Linked DNA regions of Homo sapiens: region 1 is linked to region 2. A link is an interaction called in ENCODE POLR2A ChIA-PET data of the cell type or tissue named here. Cell type or tissue: MCF 10A. All regions are shown on one strand. Links, peaks and the distances in the headings refer to the core of each region. The heading gives the core; the rest is flanking DNA.

What was found. Peaks named below come from ENCODE experiments on the same cell type or tissue, not always from the same donor. Only the 100,000 strongest peaks of a DNase experiment are listed, where the experiment ranks them.
Region 1: POLR2A ChIA-PET joins it to region 2 with 10 read pairs; 2 of 35 experiments call an interaction of 5 or more read pairs at or near these places.

Annotation. Positions count from the first base shown.
Region 1 is chr10:36,249,269-36,265,480 of GRCh38, reverse strand. No RefSeq gene overlaps it. Among named protein-coding and RNA genes, the nearest start is that of LINC02630, 360 kb to the right of the region's middle. In MCF 10A, for the core only: no CTCF peak of the experiment used is centred there; DNase peaks (open chromatin) are centred at 8,420 and 11,070.
Region 2 is chr10:36,454,592-36,470,803 of GRCh38, reverse strand. No RefSeq gene overlaps it. Among named protein-coding and RNA genes, the nearest start is that of LINC02630, 560 kb to the right of the region's middle. In MCF 10A, for the core only: no CTCF peak of the experiment used is centred there; a DNase peak (open chromatin) is centred at 8,413.

The DNA.
Region 1 (16,212 bases), core at 3,472-11,471, 200 kb after region 2:
AACTATGTAACCATCAGCTCAGATAACTGAGTTATCTACAAGCCACAGTGAATACAGAAAATGGAGCTACTCTCCAAGACCATTGTCTTAGAACCTGTGGCAAGATATAACCCAAAATTCATTTTTTAAATTGGCATATAGCTTTTTTAGTTCATATAAACAGACCACTTAAGTTTGGTTTTAATATTGAAACATATTATCATAGAGGCTGTCCTGAAGCGTTCTTTTTCTCTCAGATCAGTTCAGAACCTCATGAGGCTATTTTCCAAATAAATACTCCACTAGTGTTTACAGTTCAAGTGACCCTGCACAGGAAAAGAGAAAATTTTCTCTATGGCTATTGGAGAAATTGATCTTTAAAGTCCTTATAATCTGGGAGCTATGCTCATGGAGTTAATGGAGAAGATATTCTTTTCTGAAAATTTTTCCTTAAGCGTTCATAAAATTCAGGCTCACATGACATTTTTTGTTTGCTATTGTGGGGTTTTTTAAAAAAATCAAAACAACAAAATGCAAGTAAAAATAAAGAAAACTATGAAAACTTTGATCCAGTGTTTGTTTCACACCAAAATACGTTGCATGATATATTCTACTACATTTTAATCAAATCACTGTGGGAGAATATCAGGGGTACATAAGAAAGTTCATACAATGGAAAAATAATTTTTAAAACAATACAAATATGAAAGTCATTAAAATAGTCAATATCTGATTTTCATCTTCTGGGAATTACTCAAAATTCATTAAAATATTATTTTATCCTAATTTTTTTCCAGAAACCTAGTGATGGATATTTCAGAACTTTGTACTATTATTCTGTATTCTATCCAGCAAATGTCAAAGATTTTGTGGGAGAACTAACTGTCCACAAGGTTCACTCTGTTCTCCAAAGTGTCCTATCCTGACTCTGAAACACATTGTTCTATCAAGATTCTCCTTTGCTATTTTCACCCATGATTAGAAAACCCCAAAGAGTTAAAAATCGTGGCATTTTTATATATAACTTTTCAAATATTGAAAGCGCTTTTGAATGAGTACAGGGCAGCTTCCAGCTTGTGAACTACAGAGTAACAGTCATAAATTGTCCACTTGTAGCCAAAGTTCCTTTCGATTGATTAAAATTCTATCTGCTCAACCATGATTTAAATTCGATTTACTAAGTGAGCAAAAACCTGTGAAAGTGATGACTATGTGAAACAAGTTCAGTATCATCAAAAAATTAATAGAGAAGTTTAATGTTTTAGTTAATGATATTGAATAATTGTTACTGTGCTGCAGGATAATTGGAGATAAATGGGAGAGGTCAACTACGTAAAGAACTCTCCATCAGGCTTGAGCGCAAATCTCAGCTCTGTTCCTGACAAACTGCATAATTTGAACATGTTTCTTAACCTCTCTATGACTCAATTTCACAGGAAACAGGAGGTAAATGCAGCACCATGTTATGGGGTTGCTAAGAGAATCTTATGAAATGATTCAATAGAGAGTTTAGCCCAGATGTCTCCAGCATCCGACAGATATTGGTACCATTATTATTATAACTATAATTAATATTAATTTACATTAATAAATCAAGTCTTATGAAGTCATATGGAGGAAAGGAATTGAGCAAAAGCTTACCTTTCTCAGGTCCCCTGAACTTTTCCTCCTTTCTATGGTTTGGATGTTTTTGTCCCCTCCAAAACTTGTTAATCTCCAAACTTAATTCTTAAGGCGACAGCACTGGGAGCTGAGACCTAATGGAAGGTGTTTATGTCATGAGGGCTCTTCTCTTGTGAATGGATTAATGCTGCTATGAAAAGGACTTGCAAGAGTGGGGATTTTCTCCTGCTCTCCTGCCATGTGAGGATAAAATATTCCTCCTCTCCAGAGAATGCATGATTCAAGTCTCTATCTGGAAAGCAGACAGACCAGGCCCTAAGGCCCTAACCTGCCTGTGCCTTAATTTTGGACTTCCCAGTTCCCAGAATTTTGAAAGAATAAATTTCTGCTCTCTATAAATTACCCAGTCTATGGTGTTTTGTCATAGCAGCATAAAATGAACTAAGACACCCCCCTCTTTAGAGATCTTTAATGGGACAGGTGTGAGGCTCAAATATGAAATGTACTCAAACAGAGGAAATCATCCATACATTAAAAGTAAGAGAGAATATCTACAAGAATCAGATTAATCCTGTTATTACATCTCAGGAATTGGCACCAGCTACTGCCATCTCCCTGGGTGATTTTCAAAGGCCAAGAGTTTCTGCCCAATAGCCCCATCGTTAGTCAAGGACCTTCATCGTTCCCATCCCCTATCCATGTACTGATCCTTCTTTCCCAACAAGTCCATCCCCCAAATCAAAATGTACTTTTCCTTTTTTACAAATTAACCATACCTAGACTGTTTAGATAAATTGTCTGTGAATTGTCTGTAAAGGTGGAATGAAGCTCAATCCTTCTGGGGTTAAGCTACTCCAGTCTTCTCTATTCACCATCTTTTGAGAACATCAGATTGTGTGCATGCCAATCTGTCAACCTAACCCCACTTTATTTATCTGCCCTGGAAATTCCTCTTTATCCTTAAATACACAGTTAAAGTTTCATCTTTCCTCTAAAGTATCCCAGGATGCCCCAAGCAAAGTTAATCACTTCTCCTCTTTCTACAGCCCTTTGTTTTCTTATTTAAAATCATAATATTTATTGCTTTATTCATTAACATATGTGTCTCCTCTCTTAGACAATAAGCCAGGGGCTGTCTTATTCTTTTTTGTAGCTTTTTATATACCTAGCCCAAGCCGATAGTACAACAGGTCCCCAACAAATGCTATGTGGACAACTTCCATTGATGATTCTATTCTAAAATGAATGCATTTGGCTTTGGACCTGGAAAATATTCACCAAGTATATTATTTTCTCCCCAATTCAGAATGGATATAAATGAACCTAAAACCTCCTCATGTCTGAAACTGTGAGGTGTGTTTTTAAGTTTCATCTCTTTGTGGATCTACTGTAGGAAAACAGCAATATAAAGAGAATGAGACAGAAGCTTTGACATCAGAAAGACTAGGTTCAAGCATTGACCTCAGTCTGACATCTAACAGCCAAGAAGCTTTGCACATGCCACTTTCCTTGCTAAGCTTTAGTTTTATCTTCTATAAAAATGAAAAAAATCTTCATGCCTTCTCTATGGAGATGTTGTGAGCATTAACTGAAATGATGTATCAAAAGAGCTGAGCAAAGGCTGGCACATGACAATGCTGAGTAAATGCAGTGATTGCCTCTATCTTAGTCCATCTGTGCTATAACAAAATACTCAAGAATAAGCCATTTATAAATAACAGAAATTTATTTCTCACAGTTCTGGAGGCTGGGAAGTCCAATATCAAGACACTGCCAGGTTTGGTGTCTGGTGAAGGCTCATCTCTGTTTCTAAGATGGTGCCTTGTTGCATCTTCCAGAGGGGAGGAACACTGTCTTCTCACATGCAGAAGGCAGGAGGGCAAGAAGGCTGAATGCTGTATGAAGCTTCTTTTGTAAGGGTTTTAACCCTATTCATGAGAGAGGGTCCTCATGGCCTACACACCTCTTGAAGACCTCCCCTCTTAATGTTATCCCATTGGCCATTAAGTTTTAACATCTGAATTTTGGAGGGGATGCATTCAAACCATAGCAGCTGCTAAGGCCCGTTGTTTTCCAGAAGCTTGGCTACGGAGCTGGGGGAATACCTGGTGTGGGAGAAAGATGGAGCCAAAAATGTATACCACTAACAGGGTGTAAAAAAGTTTTGCACATGGACATTAATTAATGAAAAGATATGCCCTCAATCCTCAATTTCTCATTATCCAAAATGAATAATTTCCTAAATATATCTAATAGTTACCAGTCATGGGTATGAATATTGCAAATAGATGTTCCATTGATAAACTACATTTTGTAGTGATTGATAATTTATTTATATCATTTTTATGATACTTAGTCTGGAACTAAAAATAAATTTTAGTATTATATTTATTTTTAAGTAAACACCCTGCAAGCATAAAAAATACTTTAAAGACATGAGTAGCACTATGGTTAAGGAAATAGAATTCTATATTTACCTCATCATTATGAAACTTCTGAGTCTTACTTTCTACATTAGTGAAATTGGACAATGACTGTCCTATCAGGGGATGTTACGGAGATGAAAAAGGTTTTAAATGCAAAAATATTTGAAAACGTTTCAAAGTATACAAAATAAAAGTAATGGTGGTAATGATATGATAAAGAGTCAATCATCTTATTTTGGGAATCAAATTCAAAGCTAAATACTTCTGTTAAATTAAATTTGGCCTAAATCTGCCTTCCCACTTTGAGTCCTCCCATGGCAAACTACAACCTAACTCAGTGTGTAAACAAACTTCAGCCTAACTGAAGAGTTGATTCCTGTAACAAACAGGTGAGTCTTGGCCAATCACAGATCACAGATTGTCAGCTGATCAGACCATGTCAATATAGGGTAAATGCTTTACCACACCATCCCTAAGTAAGGCAAATTCCAAGCTGTAACCAACCATGCTGTTTCTGTAGAACATTTCTTTTCTATTAATACTGCCCCTGCCCCCATGTTGCTGGGTGGAGCTCCCAGTACCTTTCCTAGTTCTGATTACTGTCCAATTCATGAATCATTCTTTGCTCAAATAAACACGCTAAATTTAATTTATAAAAAAATTTTCTTTTAACACTTCATTTTTTTAAATTTTGAGGTTCAGGGTTATATGTCCAAGTTTATTATATAGGTAAACTGTGTGTCACAGGCATTTGGTGAGCAGATAATTTTGTCACCCAGGTAATAAGTATAGTACCTGATAGGTATTTTTTTCTGATCCTCTTCTTCCTCCCATTCTTCACACTCAAGTAGGCCCCAGTATATATTGTTTCCTTCTTTGGGTCCATGCATTTTCATTGTTCAGCTCCCATTTATAAGTAAGAACATGCGGTGTCTGGTTTTATGTTCCTGCATTCTTTTGGTTAGGATAACAGCCTCCAGCTCCACCCATGTTGCTGCAAAGGACATGATCTCATTCTTTTTCATGGCTGCATAGTATTTATTCCATGGTGTATCTCTTCCACATTTTCTTTATCCAGTCTACCCTTAATGGGCATTTAGGCTAATTCCATGTCCTTGCTATTGTGAATAGTGCTGCAATGAAAATACACATGCATGTGTCTTTATGGTATAATTATTGATATTCCTTTGGGTATATACCCAATGATGGGATTGCTGAGTCAAATAGTAATTCCATTTTAAGTTCTTTGAGGAATCACCACACTGCTTTCCACAATGGCTGAACTAATTCATATTCCCACCAGCAGTGTGTATAAGTATTTCCTTTTCTCCACAACCTCACCAGCATCTGTGGTCTTTTGACTTTTTAATAATAGCCATTCTGACTGGTGTGAGATGGTATCTCACACTCCCTATTCAACAAATGGTACTAAGATAACTGACTAGGCATATGTGGAAGATTGAAACTGGATGTTTTCTTTATACCATACACAAAAGTCAACTCAAGATGGATTAAAGACTTAAATGTGAAACCTAAAATTATAAAAACTGTGGAAGATAGCTTAGAAGATACCATTCTGGACATAGAACCCTGGCAAAGATTTTATGACAAAGATACCAAAAGCAAGTGCAACAAAAACAAAATTGACATATGGGACCTAATTAAACTAAAGAGCTTCTGCACAGCGAAAGATACTATCAACAGAGTAAACAGACAAGCTACAAATGGGAGAAAATATTTGGAAACTACAGATCCAACAAAGGTCTAATATTTGGAATCTATAAGGAACTTAAACAAATTTCTAATAAAAAACGAAGCAACCCCACTAAAAAAAAGGTCAAAGAACATGAACAGATACTTTTCAAAATCAGACATACATGCGGCCAATAAACACATGAAAAAATGTTCAACATCACTGATCACTAGAGAAATGCAAAACACTTCATTTTACTTAAAAGCTATGCATTGGGGCATCTAGGCTATATGTTATGTGTTTTGTCTTATTTTTATTTTGTTTAACATCCAGAAAAGATAATTTTTTTTTTGAGATGGAGTTTTGCTTTTGTTGCCCAAGCTGGAGTGCAATGGCGTGATCTTGGCTCACTACAACCTCTGCCTCCCGGGTCCAAGCGATTCTCCTGTGACAGCCTCTCAAGTAGTTGAGATTAAAGGTGCCCACCACCACGCTTGGCTAATTTTTGTATTTGTAATAGAGATGGGGTTTCTCAATGTTGGTCATGCTGGTCTCGAACTCCTGACCTCAGGTGATCCACCCGCCTCGGCCTCCCAAAGTGCTGGGATTACAGGTGTGAGCCACCATGCCTGGCCCCAGAAGAGATATCTTTACTTTGTCTTCTGTAAATGTTAACAACTTATGGCTATCCAGCTTCAGAAAGGGCATAGCACAATAATATAATTATTTTATATGAGTCTCACAACAACCTATATTTTTAAGCAAAGAAATTACTATAGGATTAAATGACTATTATGAAAAGAAAAAAATTGGAAAAAATATTTGTCATACAAAAGCAAATTTTATCAGAGTCATCTTAGTTGTTATACAATCAATAAATGTTCTTAATCACAAGCATTTTGTCATGCCATATGGGGCAGCCTGGTGATTTATTACGTCTTCTTGAGAATCACTGATTGATTCTACTGTCTTTGAGGACAATGGTTCTTCACAAGAGTGTTTAGTGGTGTGTACTGTTTCATATCCTCCATGTCACACACCACCCATGTCCCTTTACCATGCCCCGGAGAATAACTTTTCATTTGGTATACAGTGTAGCCAGAGTGTGAGGCTAGCTGGAGTCCTATGTCACTGAGGGCTGGGTCATGGGTCTGACTCCCATAGGGCTCAGTGGGCTTGCGTTCTGCCCCACACCCAGACTGTACCCCAGTTTGACTATGTGTCAAAGAGAGGGTGGTTGGAAGAGGAGGCTTGGGTTGGTGCACACAGGTTGTCCCCATAGGAAAAGCTGCTCAAAGCATGTGCCTTACTAAAGGATATCTAGGAGACTTATTTCAAATTACAGGCCAATACAACATCATAATGTTCATTTACTGCACTGATTATCATGAAATCATCTATGTAAGAATTTATCACCACCCATGGCAGAAAAAGCCACACTGAAAGAGTGCCAATGTTCAATTTTACAATCATAATGATTAAAATTCTAAACATTGTTCTTAGAGATACCTCTTAAAGTCAAGCTAGAGTTCTTTCCTTCCTCCTGGAATCATTAGAAAATGATTCTTGTCTCAGACTCTGAAAGAAATCTTGCTGCGTTCATGATGAGATGGCTTTAAATACCTGTCCTTTTGATTAGGAATTAACATTGCACCTACTTAAGTGACCTCAGGTTAGAATACCAAGTTTTATGCACTGATTAAAATTTTTCATTGAAGCATGTTGCTGTTGGCCAGTTTCCCATGAAATCATTTATTTATGTAGTCAGCCAGCCAACCAACACATTTATTGAGCACCTATTATGAGCCAGTCACTCTTCTAGGTGCTGGACACTTAAAGCAGGTCTTAAACTTCAGTGGGGGTCTTGTTGTAACAGAGATTCTGATTCAGGAAATCCAGAGTGGGGCCCAAGATCCTGAATTTCCAAGAAACTCTTGCTGCTCCAAGGACCACCAAAATTATTGTATGAATTTCAAGAAAGATGGCTCTTGAGACCCAGCTTAAATTCTGCATTCCTAAGAGAATGGAGTTAACTCTAAATAGGGTCAGATTTTCAACTAAAGTTTGGATTTCCTATGCATATTTAACTAATTAGACATGATTATTGAAAAAAAGAACTGAATTAAATTAGCAAAAAAGTCTTAAAGGAGTTTTATGTTTTAGGCTGCACAGAATCTAATGGCTGACAAAATAATATCCAGTGACGATCTTCTTATATTTGACTACATGAAGAGATAAGATGTACTCTAATTATCCTCTTATATCCCACTGCATTTAGTTAAGCTTTACTTGCAAAGTGACTAAAAGGTTTGGGTAGTGCTTAAAATGCTGAAATAATGCTTCCTTCCTAAAAATTGCATACAGCTGTTAAAAGGTTTTTTCTATTGGCATATTTGGAAAAGCTATTGTATTTTCTGAACTGCTCTTTGAAAGCACAAATCCACTTACCAGAAGTTTCACAAGTAGGGTTTTTCATCTCAAAAGTGAAGTATGACAAGCAAAATCCCAGAGAAGATAGCATGGGATAATTCAAGAGGTTCCTAATTTATTACCTAAGTTTCCATGTCTGGGGGAAATTTTGTTGGAAATTGTACAGCCGTAAAATGAATGCTGAGTAGAGCAAAGTGGTTTCCAGGTTTTTTGTGGCTCTGTAAAACTAGGAAACCACAATTTATCAAGATAGAGCTCTGTGTCACAATCACCAACTGCATTTCAGTTTGATGAGTGATGCCTTTTTCCCCCCACCGAACACTCCCAAGCACTCTGTGTTCTACATCACTAAAATCCATGTTTTGCACAACTCTTGTATGGAAATGTAAAAACTTGAGGGGCCAATAGCTAACCTGTCCCTGATATTAAAAATCAAATGATTTTCATTTATGTCTATATGATAGAAGTTTTTACATGATTATCTACACTGAAAACACTCAGTTACACACACTGTCTAAAATACACACACTATCTAAAATTTCATAGCAACCCCAAATTTGGAATTGTGTTTTCAACTATTAAGCCTGTAGATGACTACTCTATCAAAGAGTATGCTTTCTCTTCCTTAAATACTGCTTTTGGACATCTAGTGGCACCTTTAAAGCATACACCCTACAAATATTTTCTTGCTTATCAAGGGGCGCTATTAGACAGCTATCTCTATCTCCGAAGAGATAGAATAAAGGCTGCTCCTCCTCAAATACCAGCTTTCATGAAGCTCCATAAAATGTAAAGCACAGCCAAGCTTGCTGTTCCCTTGGCAAATGCTTAGCAAAATTGCCTAATGTCTGAGAGCAATTTTAAAATATGCTAAAAACGATATGGCCACATTTGCCTGTATTCATTCTTGTGAGGGAAAAGTAGCTGAACATCCTTAGCCAGCCTCTTCAATCTGACTGTAAGAATTCCCTTGTGTTGTGGGTTCATTCAAAGCCAGCAGTATCGCTTTACACAGTTTTTCATTGCACTCAAGGGAAGTTTGTGGAAATGTTACAGAAATAAGCTACAAATGGGAATCTGGCCTTCTGCCAAACTGCCTCTCTCTCTCCTAACAACACATTTTTTTTCCTTTGGCACTTAATGTGTTCTATGTCATATTTAACATTTATCTAAGACTGGTTTCAGAAATACAGAATACAGGTCGAGTATCCCTTATATGCTTGGGACCAGAAGCATTGCAAATTTCGATGGTTTTGGATTCTGGAATATTTGCATATGTGGTCATGTGTCATGTAATGGCGGGCATACATTTTAAGAAATCGTCATTAGGAGATCTCATCACTGTGAAAACATCATACAGTTACTTACACAAACCTAGACGGGTTAGCAAACTAATACTGTGTGTATGTGTGTGTGTGTGTGTGCGCACGTGCATGTGTGTATGTGTATGTATATATGTTATGTGTTAATTAATAATGAATACATTCTTAGAAATGCGTCATTAGGTGGTTTTGTCTTTCTGCAAACATCATAGAGTGAACTTACACAAATCTAGATGGTAGAGGCCACTACACACTAAGCTGTATGGTACAACCCATTCATCTTAGGCTACAAACCTGTGCAGCATGCGAGTATACTGAATACTATAGGCAACTGGAGCACAATGGTAAGTACTTGTGTATTTAAATGTATCTAGAAATAGAAACAGTACAGTGAAAATATGGTATTATAATCTTATGGGGCCACTATCGAATAAGCAGTCCATCATTGACTGAAACTTCATTATATGGTGCATGACTATGAATAATGAGATATCTTGGGGATGGGACCCAAATCTAAACACAAAATTCAGTTATGTTTCATATGCAGTTTACACAGATAGCATGAAGGAAATTTTATACAATATTTTAAATAAATTTGTGCATAAAACAGTTTTGACCGTGACCTATCACATGATGTCAGCTGCGGAGGGTTCCACCTGTGGAGTCATGTTGGTGCTCAAGAAGTGTCAGATTTTGGAGCATTTTGGGTTTCAGATTTTTCTTTATTAGGGATGCTCAATCTGTATGACAATTATACCTCAAATAATTTTAGTAACTGATAATTGTGTCCCGTAACTGTGTGCCAGGCACCTTTCTAAGTCATATATGGACAAACTCACTAAATCCTTGCAATAACCCATGAGGTGAACGCTGCTATTATTCCTATTTTACAGATGAGAATACTGAAGCACCAAAAGGTTAAAAGATTTTCCTGGGGTCACTTGGCATATCAGTGGCAGAAGTGGAACTGAAACAGGCTTCCTAGCACCAGAGTCTAGGCTCCTAATCATTCTACCTATCCTAGAATCATTGCCTAGGTCTTGCACTATACATTTTTAAGAAATTGTGGTGCATTTATCTTTCAAAAATGGGTAAGCATTTTCTTATATTTTTGATTTACACAATATAACAAACCAGCACATATTATAAAATTGTGTTTAAAAATACAAAGTGTGACATTTATTTGGTTAGGCTAGGATGCCTTTCATTTTATAATCACAATAATTTTTTAAAGGGTTAGGCTTCGTGGACTGAAATTCTTAAAGAAAAAAAGAGATAAGATGAAGAGAAAAAAGCAATGGATAGTAAACAGATTTTTCAAAATTCTGATCCACATGAGTGAATGACATTGTAAATGGATATGTGATTCTTACTAGGGTACACTCACTCATAAAATTGAGATTGAAAAAAGAAATTCTCACAAGATTACTGGGCCTTCCAGGTTTGATAGGAACCATAAAAACAGGAATATATTCCCAATATGCTTTTTCCTTATGAGTTACTTTTGTTGAAAAGAAGATTCACAGCCAAAAATTCCTGAGTAGTACTCCCAGTCCTGACACTAACTTGTTCAGTGACCTTGGCAAGCTGCCAGTCCGCTGTGATTTCATTTCCTCCTCTGCAAAATTAGCAGAACACTTACCTACATCCCAGATGTTGGAAGACTTAATTAATGTCAACGTTTGTGTAAAAATGAAATGCTGTTTACCCAATAAATGCCTCGTAATCCAGATTTTTTACTCACACTTTTGGCAGGCACCATAGAGTAGAGAAGAAAAAACATTAACTTAGTAAAATAGTTGTTATATCAGGGACTCTTGAAACTTTCCCTGCAGTTTATTAAAATTGGGCAATAATAATAGTACTCATCAAAAATCATTTGTTAACCCCCCATATGGGAATGGTTTCCTGCATATAGTTTACCAAATTTTACATAAGTTACAGTTGTTAAAAATTGATAGCTTCATGTTAACACTAGTCTCCTTACAGAGATGTGCTAATAAGGATAAGGTCATGGGTTTTAGCACCAGTGAAACTACTGTCCCATTCTGCTCCAAGGTCAGAGACAAAACAACTACTCCATCAACCTGACATCTCAGAAATGCATAGCATGAATCACAGAAAAACTAAAATCGGTGAATCAACATGACTCCATCCACGTTTTTAAGAAAACAACCTAGTGTTCCTGTCTTATTTTTTGCCTATCTTATGTCTACCAACACATGTAATTAATCGTTCTTCAATCATAAATTTAAATCATCATTTATTGAGTGTACACTATGTGTGAGGCACTGCACTAAGTAAGCACTGGAAATATAGTGGTTGACAAGACCAAAACTGTCCTCAGTATCACAAAACGTACTCTTAAAAAAAGTATAAAGGCATTAAGCAAGTATGTATAGTAAAATGTTGAATGATCATGACGGAGAAAGTTCAGGGAGACCTAACATTTTTATAGAAACCAGCAAATGTCTCTCTAAGGAGGCGTCATTTCAGCTGTGATTGGATGGTGGAGAAGAGTGTGGTCCAGGCACAGAGAATAGATGCACAATAAACTATGTAAATGAGAGAAGGCATAAGGTTCAACTTGGTTATATCTCATGGGGAAGTAGTGTCAGGAAGGAGAAGCACTTTATCCTAAAGATATTGGGGAGTTATAGAAAATTTTTTTATGCAATGATGTGAAATGACTCTTTTTTTAATCTCTGTAAAGGGTTTTGGAGACCAGATGGGAGGAGAACACTATGGGCAGAAGCATAAGTTAGGAGGTCATCAAAATCATTTCATAAGAGTTAGGGGTAGCCTGATGAGGGTGGTAGCAGAGGGAATGTAGAGAAACAGATTGATTGGACAAGGGTTTGTAAAATAGAACCAGCTGAACATAGATCCTTATTGGGTATTTGGAAAGGGAGTGAAGAAAACGGGCTGATAAAGGAAAGTAAGAATGAAGGAATACTCCAGGGTCTAGACCCTATTCAGGGTCTATTAACAGAGCTAGGGAAAGCTGAGAGTAAAACAGCTTCAGAAGGAAGATGAGTTTCATTTCAGACTTCTTCAGTTTTCAATGCCTGAAAGACATCCTAGGGAAGATAGTCCAGAGGATATTTAATATATGGGTCCCAAGAGTATTCAGGCTGGTGATAAAGACTTGGGAGTCTTCAATATACAGATTGAAAATAAAGCCAAAACAGTAGGTGACATTGCACAGGGAAAGTGTGTAGAGTGAGAACATAAGGTCCTGGAGGGAGACTGAAAAACATCAATGGTTGATGAAAGAGGAAGCAGGAACAACAGAAGAGACTGAACAGGAGAAGGAAAGGAAAGAAGAGGAAAACCAGGGCAGTCATCATCTGAAGCATGAGAGTGTGAGAACCAGATCCTCTCCTCCACTACTTATAGGAAAGAATGCCAGAATAATTTCCATGGCAAGCAATTTGTCAATGTTGGTTAATATTAAGAATTCTCATATCCTTCAACCCATGATTTAACTATTCAGAAATTATTCTCTCTATATATAAGCCTACAAACATGAAATGACATATGGACACCAACTTTTTTTGCATTAATGTTTTCAATAATGAGACTGAAAGAAACCTATAATAAATGGCATATAATATGCAACTGACTAGATAAATTATAGCACAGTTATACAAAGGAATACATCATAGCTTTTAAAAACTACTTTTTAAATATATTGCCTCCAATATATTGTTAAGTGAAAAAGGCAAGCTACATTTCAAGTATAGTAGGTTACCATACCTACATATTATATGTATTTATATATGGTATGTGTATATATATAATATAGTATGTATATATTATATGGTATATAAAATAAATATGTATTATATATAATATAAAATGGAGATGAGTATAGAAAGCCCTTTGTAGAACGTGACTATGAAAGGAAGGTGACCAATGTGGGGAACAGTTGTTGATAATACAGAATCAAGGGCAGCTGGGCTGAGATGACGGACAAGCATATTCAATTTTAATAGGAAGGAGGCAATTGTGGAGGAAAAGTTGTGGACAGAGCAGAGCATGGGGTTGATGGTGGAACTAGGCCATAAGGAAGTAGAAGGGGCTGAGATCTTGGGCATTAAGGAATGATTACCTAAGAGAAGAGGAAAGAATCCTTTTCCAAATGTAACACATGCAAGGAAGAAAAGAATAAGTGTGCATTCAAGCAAAGTATAGATTTTGTATTGAGAAGTTTCAAAAATTGCTTTCAATGTGTTCTATGTTCTTTCTTTACAAGACCTAGACTGCTTGGGAGGTGGTAAGTTAGAAGGCCAAGGAATTTTGAAGAAGATTTAAAATTGTAAATAGAACAAATAGGAAACTTAACTGATTTGGGGAATCTGGAAGGATTGCTGTATGGTGTCAATGTTGAAGATTTCCAATAATACTTATCCTCCTTTTATTTATGACACCAAAATCCTACTCATGACAGTTCAAGAAGGTTGACCAGCCATGCCTGTTTACTTCCCTTCCAATTTCTTACTGAAACAGTAATATTTACAAAAGGAAAATTTTTCCTACAGTGCTGAAGATATCGATCATAAGTAAACTTGAGATTTTGATAAATTTCTGATTGAGGAACTATAGAATAAGGCACTTTAAGCAGCCACAGGACAGAATAAATATGTAAGAGGCTGCAGCAAAGGGTGTACGGAATATTGGAAAGGAACTTTTGCTGAACAGGAGAGTCCAAAGAGTAATTAGGACAGTAAACAAGGAAACCGACTGGGAAGCGCTTCAACAATGACAGGACACAGAGAAATAAGGAAGATGATGTAAGCTGGTAGAGAGAAAGAATATGTTAGGAACAATGAAATAAATTAGATAGTTATGAAATTTCTCATCAGCAACACCACAAGTTAAAAGAAGATGGAAAAATGCCTTCAAAGTCCTGATAGCAAAAATTTTTACCTAAAATTTTGTATTCCATGACATTGTCAAGTATTAAAATAAAAGTACTTTCAAAAGTGCAAAAGTAAGATTCCTAAAAATAAATTTTCTGAATAAAAACATAAACTTACAACATTCACCAGGAGAATAAATACAGTATCCAAGAAAAAGTAGATTTAATTCATGGTTGCAAAGAATAGTAATTTCAGGTTGGCAGTGGTCAATTAACCTAAATCCAAGTAGAATATCTTCAAGAAGAATTACTTTAAAAATGCTATATTTAGAAATTTGAATGATTTTAGTGGTATAGCGAAGTCATAAACATCTTTTATCAATAAGAAAAAAACAAAAGGCATTGAAAACACCAGGCAAACCAGAAATCTGTCTAAGAAATCATGGCACAAATAAAAAACTGCTTAAAGTGGCATCAAAAAGCACCACTGAAAATCGATAGATCAAGAAAAATAAGTTTAAAAGTAACATTTATAATACCAAAAGTTATTACTAATAGACATACTAAAAATATAGTATTAACAAAAATTAAGAGAAATAACGGGCAAGCGGAGATGGAAAATAATTTATGTACATAGTAAATTAAATTTCTTAATCTTTCATAGCAAAAATTCCTTTCTTTTGTGATATATGCAACATACGAGCATAAAAGTTCATACCTTTTAGCTTTCTTTTTCTTGTACTAGTATAAAGAAAATAGCAAACATGGCCAAGGGTGGTTGCTCACATCTGTAATCCCAGCACTTTGGGAGGCTGAAGGGGGCAGATCACCTGAGGTCAGGAGTTCGAGACCAGCCTGACCAACATGGCGAAACCTCGTCTCTACTAAAAATACAAAATTAGCCGGGCGTGGTGGCGCATGCCTGTAATCCCAGCTACTCGGGAGGCTGAGGCAGGAGGATTGCTTGAACCAAGGAGATGAAGATTGCAGTGAGCCGAGATCGCACCATTGCACTCCAGCCTGGGCAACAAGAGCAAAAGTCCATCTCAAAAAAAAAAAAAAAAAAAAAAAAAAGAGAGAGAGAAAGAGAAAGAAAAAGAAAATAGCAAACAGTTTGGAATAAACAGACTAGAGTTAAATCCTGTATCTGTTACTTATAAACTGTGTGTCCATGGGCAATTTACTTAAGCTGTCTGAATGTTACTTGGGGAAATAAATTACAGAGTGAATCAAAAAGCCCAGCATAGTGGTTTACACGTAGTAGATTCTTTATGAATAATTATTAGTATAGCTATTATTACACGTAGAATCTTGAAACAAGAACTTAGCATCTGGTAAGGTTGATTACTACCTATCAACCTGGGATGTAGCTTCATTTAGAAAGTTTCAGAATGGGAAGATCTGTTGTTTTGCATTCATATTTAATGTAATTAATTACTTGAGTAAAAGAACAAAAAATGATTTAGTGTCTCAGTGGATGAAGAGAGGAACAGTGGTTTCCAATCCATGCTACCATAATCCCTGGAGAGCCCCAAAAGTAATAATTGGTATCTCAGACCCAGATGAAATATTTCAAAAATGTAAATGATATTTTACCAGAAGCTAAATAATATACCAAATTTCTTTGCTTTTGCTTGATGCAAAACCACGATTACTTTTGCACGAACCTAATAATGCTAACTCATTTGTGAGTTAGTATCTGTGAGTTAGTATGGGTTAGTTTTTGCTCAATTGGCAGTTAGTTTTATATGCCTTGAAAAATTAAAATTGGAAATTATATTTACTGCTTAAAAGATGAAGTTCCTTTGGCAGAAACAGTTCTTTCATAAGATGAAGCCTGCATAAGAAAAATAATTGAAGTAGCCCTTTAGTATT
Region 2 (16,212 bases), core at 4,086-12,085:
TTTTTTAAATTGTGTCCGTTCTGAACATGGACAGATTTTTTTCTCATCATTATTTTCTAAACAATACAATAGAACAACTGCATTTACATAGCATTTACATTGCATTAGGCATTATAAGTAAATTAGAAATGATTTAAAGTAACAGGAGAATGTGCATAGGTTATATGCAAATACAGTGCCATTTGATATCAGGGACTTGAGCATCTGCTAATGTTGGTATCTTAGGAAGGTCCTGGAACCAGTCCTTCATGGACACCATAAACCTTCAAAATGTCCTAATGACCTCCAAACCAACCCAATGAAAATTTAAAATAAACACATTGATTAAAAAAACTTATTCTAAATCAGTGACTTGTGTATTAACCATTTATGTTATTGACTTAATTTTCAACTTTAATCCATAGTGTAGGTCAAAGCAATGTATATTTAATAACCTGTGCACTTACGAACTAGGTATTTTAAACAGCATTTTGAGTAAAGGAACCTAAATTAAGAAGATAGTATGCTACTTTTTGAATGTGGTGGTTGACCTCATCAGACAAGATGTAGTGGCAGCCGGTGGAGAGTGTGTTTCATAGCCCTGGCCTCCTGGGTCACTCAGTTCCCTTTCATTACTTCATCTCTTTATTGTCTTGGAGGCTTCTGCCTGGACCCCTCATTCTTCTCCATGGTAAACCCTTCTCGTGCAGCTTCATGACTTGCTTAAGGTCACTCACTCAGTGACATTTTCCTTTTGACCGTTCAATAACAAGATGCTTAATTCCTTCCTTCTTTATAACTCCATAGACCCAGGGGCAAGGACAATAAATCTCTGGATGTGCATCTTCACATAGAGTCAACCCACTGTAGTCCTGGTGACCAGTGACTGTGCTTCATGTAGTTCAATGCAGAGGTTGCAGAGGTGCAGGCTTCTTCAAAATCTTGTGGTTTTATTGTCAAAACACAGGACCTTTTAGGGTGCAGGGAAAGAAAAGGCTTCTCACTGACTCAGCCTATGTGTAACAGGGCAGGAAGGGGTGGTTCCTATGTGTGCAGGAGGGAGAGGGTAACCAGCCATATCGGCGCAATGCCCAAAACACCATTTTTAACCTGTAAGTCATAAGACAAAGGCAGGAACCAAACAACAAGAGAGCAATTCAGTTTCATTATAGACACTACTACCCTATTCATCTGCATAAAGCATCTGAGATAAAGCTATTTTGATAAATAAAATCATGTTCACAATGCAGAAAACAGTGAGCATCTGAGACTCATGGAACTCTAGAAACTGAGAAACTGTATTATTCAAACTCCTAATGTGGTGTGCCTGGGGCACACAGACCTGGGTAACATCTTCCATGTAACCAAGGACACACGTCCAGTGAGTGCCTGAGACAGGAGGAGATCTCTTTGTCTAAGCTCTCATGGCAATGATCTTTCAACCACATCATACATGATAAAGAAACTGTAGAGGGAAGAGAAATTTGAAATTGAAGATATTTACCCATCTTCCAATGGTTTCTAGATTTTTCCTACTTTCTTTCTGACCTGAAATTTTTTCATTTAAAGCACATCAAGTTTAGGCCTCTGAATTTGGAAACACGCACGTATACCCCAAGCATGAACTTTGGATTTACAAGTGTTGAGAAGTATTAACTGTGTGTTTAATGGGATTTTGTTGTTGTTGTTGTTTTTTGCTAAGTGGAATGTGGGATTTGTTCTGGCTTGCCAAGTATTTCATATAAATAGTTTTCTTAATGAAAAGAGGCTTGAGAAAGATTCTTACTTTGAAAAGGAGATTATGATTAAAATTCTTCAAATTGTAGCCCACAGGGACAAATATTATTATGGACTAGGTGATTCGAAGAAATAATTTAAAAATCAACTCTACTAATTAAATTTCCAAATTCATGCACAAAGACTTGGCTTAATTAGTAATTCCATATACATATATGCAATAGAATGAACAGCTTCCTTAGCACCTGAACTATGAGTCATTTTTGCCCAAAGCAGGTGAGGATAGTGAGCTACTCTACAGGATAATGGAGACTTGGGGGTGGGGCGTGAAGAGTCTGGCATTATATTAAAAGGATATTTTATTTACTGAAGTAGTTACCTGTCAACTAATGCTATTTAAGCGCATTCTTTTAAATAGGAAAAAAAACCCCTGGGTTTTATGTTCTTCAATTTCTTGAATTAAGATGATTAAAAGTGGAGATTAAATATAATCTTTATTCCAAAGTCACTCCTGTGTACTATGCCAGATACTTAGGCAGCAGTTAAATTCCTTGAGTCCACTAAAATTGCATTTGCCCTGTTACCATTTCAGCAAAAGAAGCTATTTTCATTTGTGAATACATGATTTAGTTATAAATATTTCAGGCGTATGTTTTTCATCTTCTATTTGCTTACTGACTCTTTTCCCCCGAATTTTCTGTAGCCTTGGTGTATAGGATTGAACTATATTTCTTTTCTTTTTTTTTTTTTTTTGAGACAGAGTCTAGCTCTGTCACCCTGGCTGGAGTGCAGTGGCGCGATCTCCGCTCACTGCAAGCTCTGCCTCCCAGGTTCTCGCCATTCTCCTGCCTCAGCCTCCCGAGTAGCTGGGACTACAGGCGCCTGCCACCACGCCCAGCTAATTTTTTGTATTTTTAGTAGAGATGGGATTTCACCGTGTTAGCCAGGATGGTCTCGATCTCCTGACTTCGTGATCCGCCTGCCTCGGCCTCCCAAAGTGCTAGGATTACAGGCGTGAGCCACTGCTCCTGGCCTGAACTCTATTTCTTATAACCTGGTTTGTGTAAGTGCACAGGATGAAGAGTTTGGGGGGGCTGAAGGCAGAACTTGCTAGGAAGGCTGACTCTTTTTTTCTCTATGGAAATTTCTTCAAATGCCCTGCATCAAGTGACACTCCATGGAACCAAGGGAGTATCACACTGCAGTCATTTGCAGCTTATTTTCCAATTACCACCCTACCTTGGAGCTCTGAATATGTTCACTGGGCCATCAACATCCATTCCTGCCTCCTCTTGTGTGCCTTATGGTATGGTAGAGGCTGGAAAACTAAAAGCCTATTTCCCAGACTCCTTTGTGGACAGGGTCATGGATGCAAATTAGATGCATTCATGCTCTACCTGCAATTCATCTCTGAACTGAAATCCCATATCCTGCTGAGGTTTCTGCAGGCAAGCAAGGTCCCAGGGACACGAGTGTGGACAAGAGCTGTGGAGGCAGCCTTGTGGATCCACTTTCTGGTCACAAGTGCGGTCAGGAGGTATTGAGCTGGTTGTAGAAGAGGAGATAGCGGTGGTAGTGCCTTCCAGGTTCTTAGATTGAAGCTATAGCAGTGGTTTCTACACAAGAGAGAGCCATTATTAGACCTGACTCCTACCATTCTAGCCCTTGCAAAAATGTTATATTCCTTGTATTAAATCTTCTCCTTAAAATACGTAAAGCAATTTATTGCCCTGAATCTATCTGATATGCCTAGCATATGGCAAGCCCTGGAAGGTTTTCCTGCTGATGCAGAGATCCCCAGGTGGCATGCAGGATTTCTTATTCCCAGTTGATCCTTGATTTTTCCCAACCTTCCCACTTGGCCCTTAAGTTCACTTATTTGTTTGTTTGATATGGGTTTTGTTTGTGGTCATGGCAGTGGTTTATTCTACTGGATTTGGAGGGAGGTAGAGTCTTAGATTCATTTTTATTCCGCCATCTTTCCCTTACATTGAAAAGAATGATTTAAAAACTCATCAAAAAGAAATATACTTCAGGTTAATTTTCTTTGACAAATTTCTTTGACAAATTCAGGTCTTCCCCGAAGGCCTTATAAATTCAAAGTGAAAAGAAAACGTACAATTAATTATATTTGTAATCAATTTGTTTTGGGTCTGTTTTATGGTACAATATTATATTTTGTATATGCACTTTTTGCACCAGAAAGTTTTTAAAAATACATATATCTTGGCCACTTTAAGCATTTGCTCTTTGGATCACTGACTATTTACAGTGTTTATTATGCACCAAACAAAGATGAGTGAGACAAATTATCAGCTTTATTTCTCCAATGAATATTATTGCTTCAGAAACTATCACTATATGTTTCTAAAATATCAATACACTAAATATAGTAACCTACCTTTCTTAGACCTTATTGAAATGGAAGAATGATGAAAATTGATATATATTGATTCTGTTACTGATACTGTCTGATAGTGGTCACAGAAAATTTCATAAGCAATTATCATTCAACTTTTACATCTGGGGAAACAAAGATCAGAAACATAAAATGACTTCAAAATCATTTTCCAGGCCACTGAATAATGGAGCTGAATTCAAAATCCATGGTGTTTTCACTTTCCTGTGCATTTCTTCAGGAGATACAGTTTACAAAAAGGTAAATTTTAGAAAAAAATAATATACATGTTATCTTATATCTGAATGGTCTTACTACATCTCAAAGTAATTTGTAAGTTCATTATTTCATTTAGTAAACATTGCCAGGAGATAGACTGGCAGGAGTGGAAGTATTGTGTCCATTTTATACATGTAGGCAATAGAAGTATCTAATCTAAGTTTTTACCTTTTACTAATTATATCAAGTTATTGTTTGTTTTAATGTTTCAAAAGTCACGTGATTGCTAGGTAAAACACCGACAAATTCTTTAAAGAAGGACAATAATTTTTACTTTTCTCAACTTTCTTGGATAAATACATTTAGAAAAGTTAACAAAAATTAATTAGAGAAACTGCTCTCTGACAACTTTTATGTATAATATTTATGTCAATTTTACTTAAATGGCAATGTTCAATTTTTCAAAATTTGATTTAAAAAATGTGCACAAACATCAAGAAAGAATGTATGAGTAATGTTTTAATCAGTTTTTTAAAATTTGCCTGAGGAATGAGTATCAGGAAAAAGGATATAAATGCATCCATAAAATTTAAAAATAAATGTTACTGCATTATGGCACTAATCTGTGAGTTAGGACTATTACAGAAACATAATGCTGCTTAGTTCAAAAACAAACACGCTTACTCTGGTCCCCTTCCCTTGGCTGTGACTTTACCAACCTCAGTACTTTTCCAAACATCCTCATTAACTATGGACTTGAAGAAACAGCAAGCAGCATGCCAGCTCCAGAGGGCATTGCTCCCTGTGTAACTGAGCTGCATCCAGAGAAAGAAAAGAAGTGAATGCATACATGGAAGGTGCATCACACAGACATGGCATTCAAAATACATGTGATGCCCTTGAAAGAAGAAAATCAGAGTGATCAAACAGGGAGGTTCAAAGAGACCTTGGGAATCACTGACACTGTTCCTTCTGCCAGGCAAAATTATACTAAACCCACCTGGGATTGTTTCAAAGTAAGCTATTTGCCTTTGGTTGTTTTTCTGTTTTACACTAGTCAGAATTTGTTCATTTTTAATCTCAAAGTTATTTCATACTTCAGCTAGTTTTCAGAATTGTTGAAATTGCTTATTTGTTGAGTTGCATAATACACCTTGCCCACATTCAATCCTCTGCCCCATTTAAACTTGCATATTTTGATAACCCCTTACGTGACCATGATGAATTGTGATTACCTCCTGAAATGTCACAGGCAGGTGAAAGTATGACTCAATTTCAACTTGTTATCCTTGATGCATTTCACATTAATTTACATATATCTTTCTCTAAGATTACAGACAAGAGGGAAAATGGAAGAATAATTTCATGGATCTCTTAAGAACTGTTCAGAACATTAGTTCTTTCAAAACTGTGGTTGCCGAAAATTCAGCTGAGATAACAGAGAGCTCCCTTCACGGATGATACAGGAGCAATTCAGATCCTACTGCTTTCACACAAAAAAGTATCAAAATCTAATTCCTAAAAATGCAAAATGTTGCCAAGTCTGCCAGCTATAACTTAGCAAAGCTTTCAGGGATTTCCAGTGTGCACTTTCATCTTCTCACCAGCCATGTGTATATACACAGTGACTTCCAATGTTCCATGTTTTCTTCTTCCAAAGACACATTTAAACAACATGTTGTTGCTAATTTTGGGATTTTGCAGTGGGTGCATGTAACTATGAACAATCACGATGCTTTGCAAATCATTAGCTATCAACATACAGTGGATTTTGCAGTACAGAGACAGCTTGAAGTAATAAACACTTGACAATCCTAAATTTCTAGAACTTGATGTAATTTACTAAACGAAGAATATAAAACCATTTCTATAAACAGAGCAAAATGAAGCCCCAATAGTGAGGGCATAGAGCAGGAAGAGCATGTTGAAATATGACTTTTGCATTTGTATGTATGACTGAAAATAAGAGGTGGCAAGCTGCCTATTCTCAACTTTACCAACTACACACATTTTTCTGTGAGGCAGTCTTGCTATTCAGGATTGCCTTAAGGAATCTGAGGAGATCAACTGCAATTGTAAACAAAGAGGGCACTAAACCAAGCAGTGTCAATGTATTACCATTAAGAAAGGATCCAATAAGATTGCTGATATTAAAAATTGACTCTTAACATCTTCATATTTTAAACGTGGTGTTGAAATAAATATTAAATAGGACAAAACCAGTAGCCAAGGAGATGATGACAAAAGACTTTCTCAATCCACGTGAACTGCTTGTTTTGATTACATCCTTTACCCAGTATTATGTTTAAGGGATTTGGCTATAACAAAATAAGTGTCTATTTCAAAATCTGATGATGAATTTCTCCCATGGATGCATTGGTTTGTAAAGATCAAAATTGAATGATTAAGCTATGGTAAAATTTCTCTAATATTCTACTCAATGCGCTACAACATCAGTCCCCAACCTTTTTGGCATCAGGTACTGATTTTGTGGAAGACAGTTTCTCCATCCAGGAGTGGAGGGCGGGGTCAGGATGATTCAAGCACATTACATTTATTATGCACTTTATTTCTATTATTATTACACTGTAATATGTAATTAAGTAATTATAAAACTCATCATAAAGTAGAATCAATGGGAGCCCTGAGCTTGTTTTCCAGTAATTAGATGGTCCCATCTGGGGGTGATGGGAGATAGTAACAGATCATCTGGCATTAGATTCTCATAAGGAGCATGCAACCTAGATCCCTCGCATGCACAGTTCACAATAAGATTGGTGCTCCTATGAGAATCTAATGCTGCTGCTGATTTGACAGGAGGCAGAGCTCAGGAAGTAATGCAAGTGACAGGGAGCAGCTATAAATAACAGATGAAGCATTGCTCCATGGCTTGCTGCTCACCTCCTACTGTGTGGCCCGGTTCCTAACAAACCACAGACAGGTACTGGTCCCTGGCCTTTACAACCAGTAATATTCATAAGAGCAAACATTTGGATGTTTACTGTATTCCAGGAACTTTTTATAGTGTTTTACATGGACTCACTTAATTCTCATCACAAGCCTACATAGAAGGTATGATTATTATTCCCATTTTGCAGATGAGGGAATGGATGCACAAAGAGATTAAGGAGGCTACCCATGGCCACATAGGAAGAAAATAGCAGAGCCACCATATGTACCAGGTAGCCGGGTCCCAGAGCTTGATATATTCTAGTGTCTCCCTGGAGATCTCTACAAATTAATCAACCAATAGGTGACAAGTTTCTAATACTGACTGTAATAGTCACTTAGCCAAGACACCCAGTTGTCATAATTATCTGTCCTCTTTCAATATTTCTTTTCCATTTCTCATGCTTGTTTCTGTTCTGCAATGCTAATCAATTTTTCATGTGGCTGTCTCTGTGCCAAGAACATCCTTTCTCAATAATCTCCTAGGAAGTTTTCATGGTACATGATTTACTACATAATTAAAAGAAAATGGTTTGCTTTGACACCTACTTGTAAATTGCCTCAATTTGGAAATGAAAACACAGCTTTTTAGGCTCAACTATAAGGACTTTATTTTCTAAACTGAATATGTTCACAGTTTATTTTTACAGTAAGGAATATATAGATCATAAAATATAATAAGTGTAACTCTTTCTTTAAATATAAATATATTCATATTTTTATTTTCCTATTTTTAAAATATTTTTCTTTATTTTATATTTAGATTTAAAAGCATGATCATGAGTTAATTTATTAACACTGCTATTTATGATGTTGCTTGTTTTTCTGTGTGACAATGATGTACATTTGCTGAAACAAAAATTAAGACTCCCATCTTGACTAACAGCAAAAAAGAAGAAAAGAAGCTAAAGAAGAATTTAACCAGTGTAACCCGTTCATCAATTCTTAGTGTTCATCAATTCTAACACATTCATCAATTCTAACACATTTTGAGAAGTGGCAAGCTTCTCTCTGACATTGTGTCCTTTTCTGAGAAATGTCCACTGAACTATAGCTGGCATTCTATGTGAGAAGCATGTGCCAGAGATTGCAAAAGAAAGATCATGTGATGTCAACCCAAGCCACAAACTGGTACATGAACCTGTTGGCAAATCATAGTTTATCACTCCCTGTCCATGAGTCATTTGAAATGGGAGTGCCAATTTTAGCAGATGTGTTTTCTGTCTCCATAACAAGTTGTGAATATGAATACTTATTTTCATAAATAAATCTGATTGTCAATATAATCTGAGTTTTCTTAGTGTTACAAACATCTTACTGCCTGCATAAATTGAAGCATCTTATAGGATGACTTTTGTAGCATGCAAGATCAGAGTGAAGTAGGGCAACTTGAGTAACAATTTATGGTAAATTGGTAAATTATACAAAATGATTATTTGTTGTCTTTTATTATTTGTTATCAATTTTAAAATTTCAAATATTTAATAAGGAAGGATAAAAAGACTAGAAACAGAAGAATATGCCTATTTTATGGGCAATGAAAAGACAGTGTAGACTCTAGGAGTTTACAATGGAGGTTGAGGTATAAGACAGCTTTGTATAGGTCAATATTAATAATTTATCTTTTGGGACCAAAATTAAACCATGTGGTCTGCAATCCACCTGATAAAGCTTCATGGAAAAGTTAAATCTTGATCCAGGCCTTAAAAATATAGAATTGGAGTAAAACCAAGGTAGTAAGTAAGATGATATTGAAGAAATAGATTTCGGTATGAGAAGATAACAAAATAAGAAAGCATAACATTTTTGTGAGTGATGTACTCTTGGCATTTGAGAAGTCTTTAAGAAAATTAACAGCATCAGTTAACAGGCTGGTTTGGAAGAGGAGGATGAGAAAGTTGGGAGTAATCAGGAAGTTTTGTCCAGAATCCGAATGTGAGGAGAGCAGCTTATGTTGAGATTAAAGCATTGAATCGGAGCATGCTTCATAAGAATTATCAGCAGAACACATACATTGATTGCGTATGACAGTTCCAACAAGAATTAGTCATCAGAAAATTCTCGAGAAAGTTTACTGGACTTCATGGGGAAGGAAGATGTTAATGAATATAGGGAGATGACAAGTTTGTTTTCTGTACATGTCGTTTTTGATGAGAGAGTTGCTTATTAAAGTAAGTACATCATGTTCCTGGTCTTTATAACTTTGTAGGAAAAGAAAGATAAGTTCCTAGAAGCCAAGATGTAGGTTTTCGATTTCTTCTGTAACTCCGGCAATTACTGCAGATGTTTAGCAAATATTTAATGGTGTTATATGAGCTGGAAATATGGGAGAGAAATTAAAATTTCAAGAATAAAAATGTAGACAAAGTGTTTATCATGATTATAAAAGGGATAGTTACATACATAAAACCTGATCTTCAAAATTAGTGTTTGTCTAGGTAGGAGAGAAAAGGATTGAGGCCATAATTCTGGAGTAACAGGATACAGAGAATGTAGCTGAAGCTATAGAAGAAGGAGAAGAAAGAGGAAATCAAGAAGTAGAGGATTGTTGATGTCAAGAGACTATTCAAAAAGAAGTATATAAAGGTCAAATGCAACAAAAATATATTTGAGGCCAGGAGCGGTGGCTTACACCTGTAATCCCAACACCTTGGGAGGCTGAGGCGGGCTGATCATGGGGTCAGGAGTTTGAGACCAGCCTGACAAACATGTTGAAACCCCATCTCTACTAGAAATGCAAAAAAATTAGCCGGGCATGGTGGCATACACCTGTAATCCCAGCTACTGGGGAGGCTGAGGCAGGGGAATTACCTGATCCTGAGAGATGGAGGTTGCAGTGAGCTGAGATTGTACCACTGCACTACAGCCTGGGCAACAGAGCAAGACTCTGTCTCAAAAAACAAACAAACAAACAAAAAAAACAACAAAAAAAGATATTTGACACTAACGAATGACAGAAAGCTATTAGTTTCAGCTAAAAGTGATTTTGCAATCTGCAATCTAATTCTCACTAGCCCTTTAGACTTTGCATAACTTTGTATTTTAGACCCTGTTTTATAAAGTTTTGAGAAGTTTGGCCATAGGCAAATCAAGAGTGTTCTATGGATATAATAGCCTGGTATTAGACAGCATTGGTTCAATTGCATTGGTTCTTAGCTGGCCTGGCACTTAGAATTCCCCTCACCAAGACAAGTCATTGCAGCCAATTCCAGAGTTTGTGTAAAACATGTGTCAGCTGTTCATGCTTCTGCTAGTTTGATACCATAACCAGAATGGAGATCAAAATTAATGCTCAAACTAAAATTTCACCAAGAGGCTTGTAGCATGAAAACCCTTTCCTGGCCGGGCGCAGTGGCTCACGCCTGTAATCCCAGCACTTTGGGAGGCTGAGGTGGGTGGATCATAAGGTCAGGAGTTCGAGACCAGCCTGGCCAATATGGTAAAACCTTGTCTCTACTAAAAACACAAAAAGTAGCCAGGCATGGTAGTGCATGCCTGTAGTCCCAGCTACTCGGGAAGCTGAGGCAGAAGAATTGCTTGAACCTGGGAAGCGGAGGTTGCAGTGATCCAAGATCATGCCACTGCACTCCAGCCTGGGTGACAGAGCAAGACTCTGTCTCAAAAAAAGAAAAAGAAAAAGAAAACCCTTTCCTCTCACTCTTGGAAAATTAAAAACAGACTTCTTGTGCTTAGGACTAAGCCCCTTCTCTCTTCTGCTTTAGTTCCCTGTTCCTTAAAAATAACTTGATATTAAATAAAAGTCTTCAAGCATTAAAAAAATAAATTATAAAGAATTGTACAATATTAAGGCACAACTAATGACAATAAAGTAGCAGTGGTAGTAGTAGCCACAGTTATAGTAGCAGCATTAGTTAGGTAGTATAGCATTAGGGTAGGGTGGTATATGGGAGGTACAGGTGATGTCATTATTACCAACTCTCCCTTGTGATTTGAAACTTTCTTTGTGTCCACTACAGCCATAGAACTCCCTAACATGGTGGTGACTACTTTTCTGTTTTACTAAGTTTTATAGATTGTATTTACCTTTATAAAAATAGTGGCTGAATTTTGTTCTGCCTACTACTGAGTAATGTTCACACACACACATACACACACACACACACACATATATATATATATTCTTCCTAAGGGTAGTGGAGGCTGGGATGTCGTAGTGAACGCAAGCATCAGAAAGTCTGTTCCTTTAAAAATATCCTTCTTGGCCGGGTGAGGTGGCTCACACCTGTAATCCCAGCACTTTGGGAGGTCAAGGCAGGTGGATCACGAGGTCAGGAGATTGAGACCATCCTGGCTAACACAGTGAAACCCAGTCTCTACTAAAAGTACAAAAACTTAGCCAGGCATGATGACAGGCACCTGTAGTCCCACCTACTCGGGAGGCTAAGCAGGAGAATGGCGTGAACCCAGGAGGTGGAGCTTGCAGTGAGCCAACACTGCGCCACTGCACTCCAGTCTGTGCAACAGTGCAAGACTCCATCTCAAAAATAAAATAAAATAAAATAAAACAAAATTAAATTAAAAATAATAATATATTTCTTGAAAGGCCATTATTTATTTGGATTAACAAACTCTTTTTTTGAAGATTGCAGAATCCCATAGGATTAACTTGCCTTTAATCACTGATATAGCCTGGCTGTCATCTTGAATTGTAATCTGAATTTTAATCCCCATGTATTGGGGGAAGGACCTTGGGGGAGGAGATTGGATCATGGGGGCAATTCCCCCATGCTCTTCTTGTGATAGTGAGTGAATATTCACAAGATCTGATGGTTTTATAAGGGACTTTCCCCCTTCTCTCTGCACTTCTCTCTCCTGCTGGCTTGTGAAGAAGGACATGTTTGCTTCCACTTCTGCCATGATTGTAAGTTTCCTGGGGCCTCCCCAGCCCTGTGGAACTGTGAGCCAATTAAACCTCTTTTCTTTATAAATTACCCAGTCTCAGGTATGTCTTTATAGCAGTGTGAAAATGAACTAATACAATCACACCTCAATATTATATGAGATTGATAAATTCATTGAATTCAAATTTGGATTAGTTGGGAAAAGTAGAAGAAAGAAGAGAGGGGTAGGAGAAGGACAAAATGCAAAGACTAGGAGATAAGCACTAACAAAAGCCTGACAGAACCCTGATCTCTCCCTTTTAATCTTAGGAACCTCTGGAAGCATTTCACAATGGGCTTAAATCCATGCTCCTTTTTGATGTCCCTAACAATCTCAAATACATAGGATTTTGTGAAATTTTCCTCTTAGGTGCAAAGGGAGGGAAGGGGATTAGATTCCTCTGCAATCTAATTCTCACTAGCCCTTTAGACTTTGCATAACTTTGCATTTTAGACTCTGTTTTATAAAAAGAATAGCTTGAAGAGAATTTATAAATGCCTAAACTTGAGGAGACAGTTTTTCTAATTAAAAGAAACTAAAAAAATAGTAAAGAGAAATATAATCTGGCAGGATCAGGTGATAATGGCAGGCAAGAGGAAACATCTGGAAAATGTACGGGGGGTAATCACAGGCCCACTTTTTCTGGGGACTGAGCTTGACTCCTGCTACTGAGATTTACAGCCTTGAAGAAATATGAGTTCAACATCTGCTTATGTATTCCCAAATGGTGCATGCAGCTAAGAACAGTGCTTATGACACTGATTACCTTAGAAACTGCATTGTCCATTCCTGCAAATACTTTTTTTAATTTATTTTTTGTTGTTGTTCAGACAGAGTTTCCCTCTTATTTGCTCAGGCTGGAGTGCAATGGTGCTGCTGAGACCAGCTAGGCCGGGGAGACCCTAACCTAGTGGCGCTAAGGAATTAAAAACACACACACAGAAATATAGAGGTATGGAGTGGGAAATCAGGGGTCTCACAGCCTTCAGAGCTGAGAGCCTTGAACAGAGATTTACCCACATATTTATTGACAGCAAGCTAGTGATAAGCATTGTTTCTATAGATTACACATTAACTAAAAGTATTCCTTATGGGAAACAAAGTGATTGGCCGAAATAAAGGGATGAGCTCTGGCTAGTTATCTGCAGCAGGAGCATGTCCTTAAGGCACAGATCACTCATGCTATTGTTTGTGGTTTAAGAACACCTTTAAGTGGTTTTCCGCCCTGGGTGGGCCAGGTGTTCCTTGCCCTCATTCCAGTAAACCCACAACCTTCCAGCATGGGCGTCATGGCCATCATGAACATGTCACAGTGCTGCAGAGATTTTGTTTATGCCCAGTTTTGGGGCCAGTTTACGGCCAGATTTTGGGGGCCTATTCCCAACATGGTGCAATCTCAGCTCACCACAACCTCCACCTCCCAGGTTCAAGCGATTCTCCTGCCTCAGCTTCCTGAATAGCTGGGATTACAGGCATGCGCCACCATACCCACCTAATTTTGTTTTTGTATTTTTAGTAGAGATGGGATTTCTCCATGTTTGTCAGGCTGGTCTCGAACTCCCGACCTCAGGTGATCTGCCTGCCTCGGCCTCCCAAAGTGCTGGGATTACAGGCATGAACCACCGCGCCTAGCCCATTCCTGCAAATACTTATATATTCTCCATGCCCAAATGGAACTGCTATTGTAGTAAGTCCTACATGGCAACCTCCAAGTCCATTTGAAAATTTCCATTATTTTTAGGCCCCAAGGGCCAATCTGATTACACATAGAAGCCCCATCTATTGAAAGATGAAATAAAATGAATAGCATTGTCGAAAAATTTCCTTGTGTTAATGCTTTAGTGGTTATTTAAAAAAGATTTCAGATAGAGGGATAACAACTGAATTTATTCTTTAGGCATTTAGTACAATACGTTGATAAATATTGTATGGCAATGTAAATTCATATGTTATATGAAATGATACATTTTAGGATTTTTATGATTTCCATGTTATACCCACATTTTTAAAAGTATGCTAAGAAAAATATTCACTAGCCAACTGGGACATTTCCCTGTTCACTTATTTTCTGTAATTTAGCACACATAATTCTTTTTAAAAGGTTATCATTAGCCCTTCTTTTCTTTTTTTTTCTTTTTCTTTTTTTTTTAAGACAGAGTCTCGCTCTGTTGCCCAGGATGGAGTGTAGTGACATGATCTCTGCTCACTGCAACCTCTGCCTCCTCCCAGGTTCACGCGATGCTCCTGCCTCAGCCTCCCAAGTAGCTGGGTTTACAGGCACGCGCCACTGTGCCCAGATAATTTTCATGTATTTAGTAGAGACAGGGTTTCACCATGTTGGCCAGGGTGTCTCAAACTCCAGACTTCAAGTGATCCAGCCGCCTCGGACTCTGAAAGTCCTGGCATTAGAGGTGTGAGCCACCGCACTTGGCCAGTTCTCATTTTCTTAATGTAAAATAATCTATGATTTAAGACTATTGGCACTGTTCAACTTACTCATCTATCTGCTTTTTTATAAAGCATTCAGTGGCTAAATGTGATTGGTTTAAGTGTAAACAAACAAACAAAAAAATCACTTAGGACAGAGAGATAAAGCCATTAAAGTGTAACTGCCTATTTTTCCTTCTGGCTGTTAAAGTGTGATCAGTAATTGACTCACAGGTAAATCGTTTTGAGAGGTTTCAGTTTGCTTATCTGGCCTTGCCTGATATCAGAGGTGCTCACTGGTTGTTTTTAGATCTGGCAAGAGTTAGCTAGTCAAACCTCTGTACTGAATACTGATGCTGGAAATCTTAATTCTGTATTCCTATGACTTGGAAAGGAACCAACTGCTCTAGGATTTGTTATTGTAGAAAAAAATTCCGTTTAAAATGACTGAATACTCACTTTTATTATTGACTAAGTCTTGGAAGGTAGTGATTCATTAGGATTTTTTTTTTCCTTCAAACATTTAGTTTTAGTTTGAATTTGGCCCCAATTCTGAATGACAAATGTGTAGCTTTGAGCTGAGTTACTTAACTTCAAGTAACAATCATCTTTAAGCTATTTTATTTTTGTTTTACGTAACCTATTGAAATCCTACATCTTCACTTAATGGGATAGTATAATTTAATTAATTTAACTAATTTAATCCATGTTAACAAATTAATTCCATCATCTCAGTGACTTAATAAACAAGATATCTTATCCATTCACCCCCAACTGTGTTGCAGGTCCAAGGATTCTCCAGGGAAGCTCTCTTCTGAGTAGTAACTCAAGAATTGAGTCTGTTTCCATCTTCAGTCTTCACATTATCAACATAATCACTCTGGCAGAAGATGAAAGAGGGAAAGAAAACTCATGCCTCAACTTTGAAAGAGCATTCCTCCTTCTGTCTAATTGGCCAGAATTAATCACATGGTCCCAAAATAACTGGAAGGGAGGATGGGAAAGAAAGCCTTTCTATCTGACTAGGACAACGAAATGAGATTCAGACAATCAACAAAAATCCTCAACAACATTGTAGTTTGTCAAACCTAGTAACATGAAAAAGGATAATACATTATTCCAAGCAGGGCTTATCCAGGGAATAAAAGACTAGTTCAACATTTAAAAATTAATGTAATTCGTCTTATCAACCTAATGAAGAAGGAAAAACATGTGAGCATCCACATAGATATAGAAAAAATACTTGACAGAGTTCAGCATGTATCCATGATAAAAACTCTTTAACAATCTGGAAATAGAAGAATACTTCCTTAAGAAAAAATGAGTCTACAAAAAAAGTTATAGCTAACATCATACTGCATGGTGGAAGACTGAATTCTTTCTCCCTAAGATTAAGAAGATAAAGCTGTCCACTCTTACTACTCCCATTAACATCATGTTGAAGGTCTTAGCCAGTGCAATAAAAAAACTTATAAAATAAGCTGGGCATGGTGGCTCACATTTGTAATCCCAGCACTTTGGGAGGCTGAGGCAGGCGGATCACGAGGTCAGGAGATCGAGACCATCCTGGCTAACATGGTGAAACCCTGTCTCTACTAAAA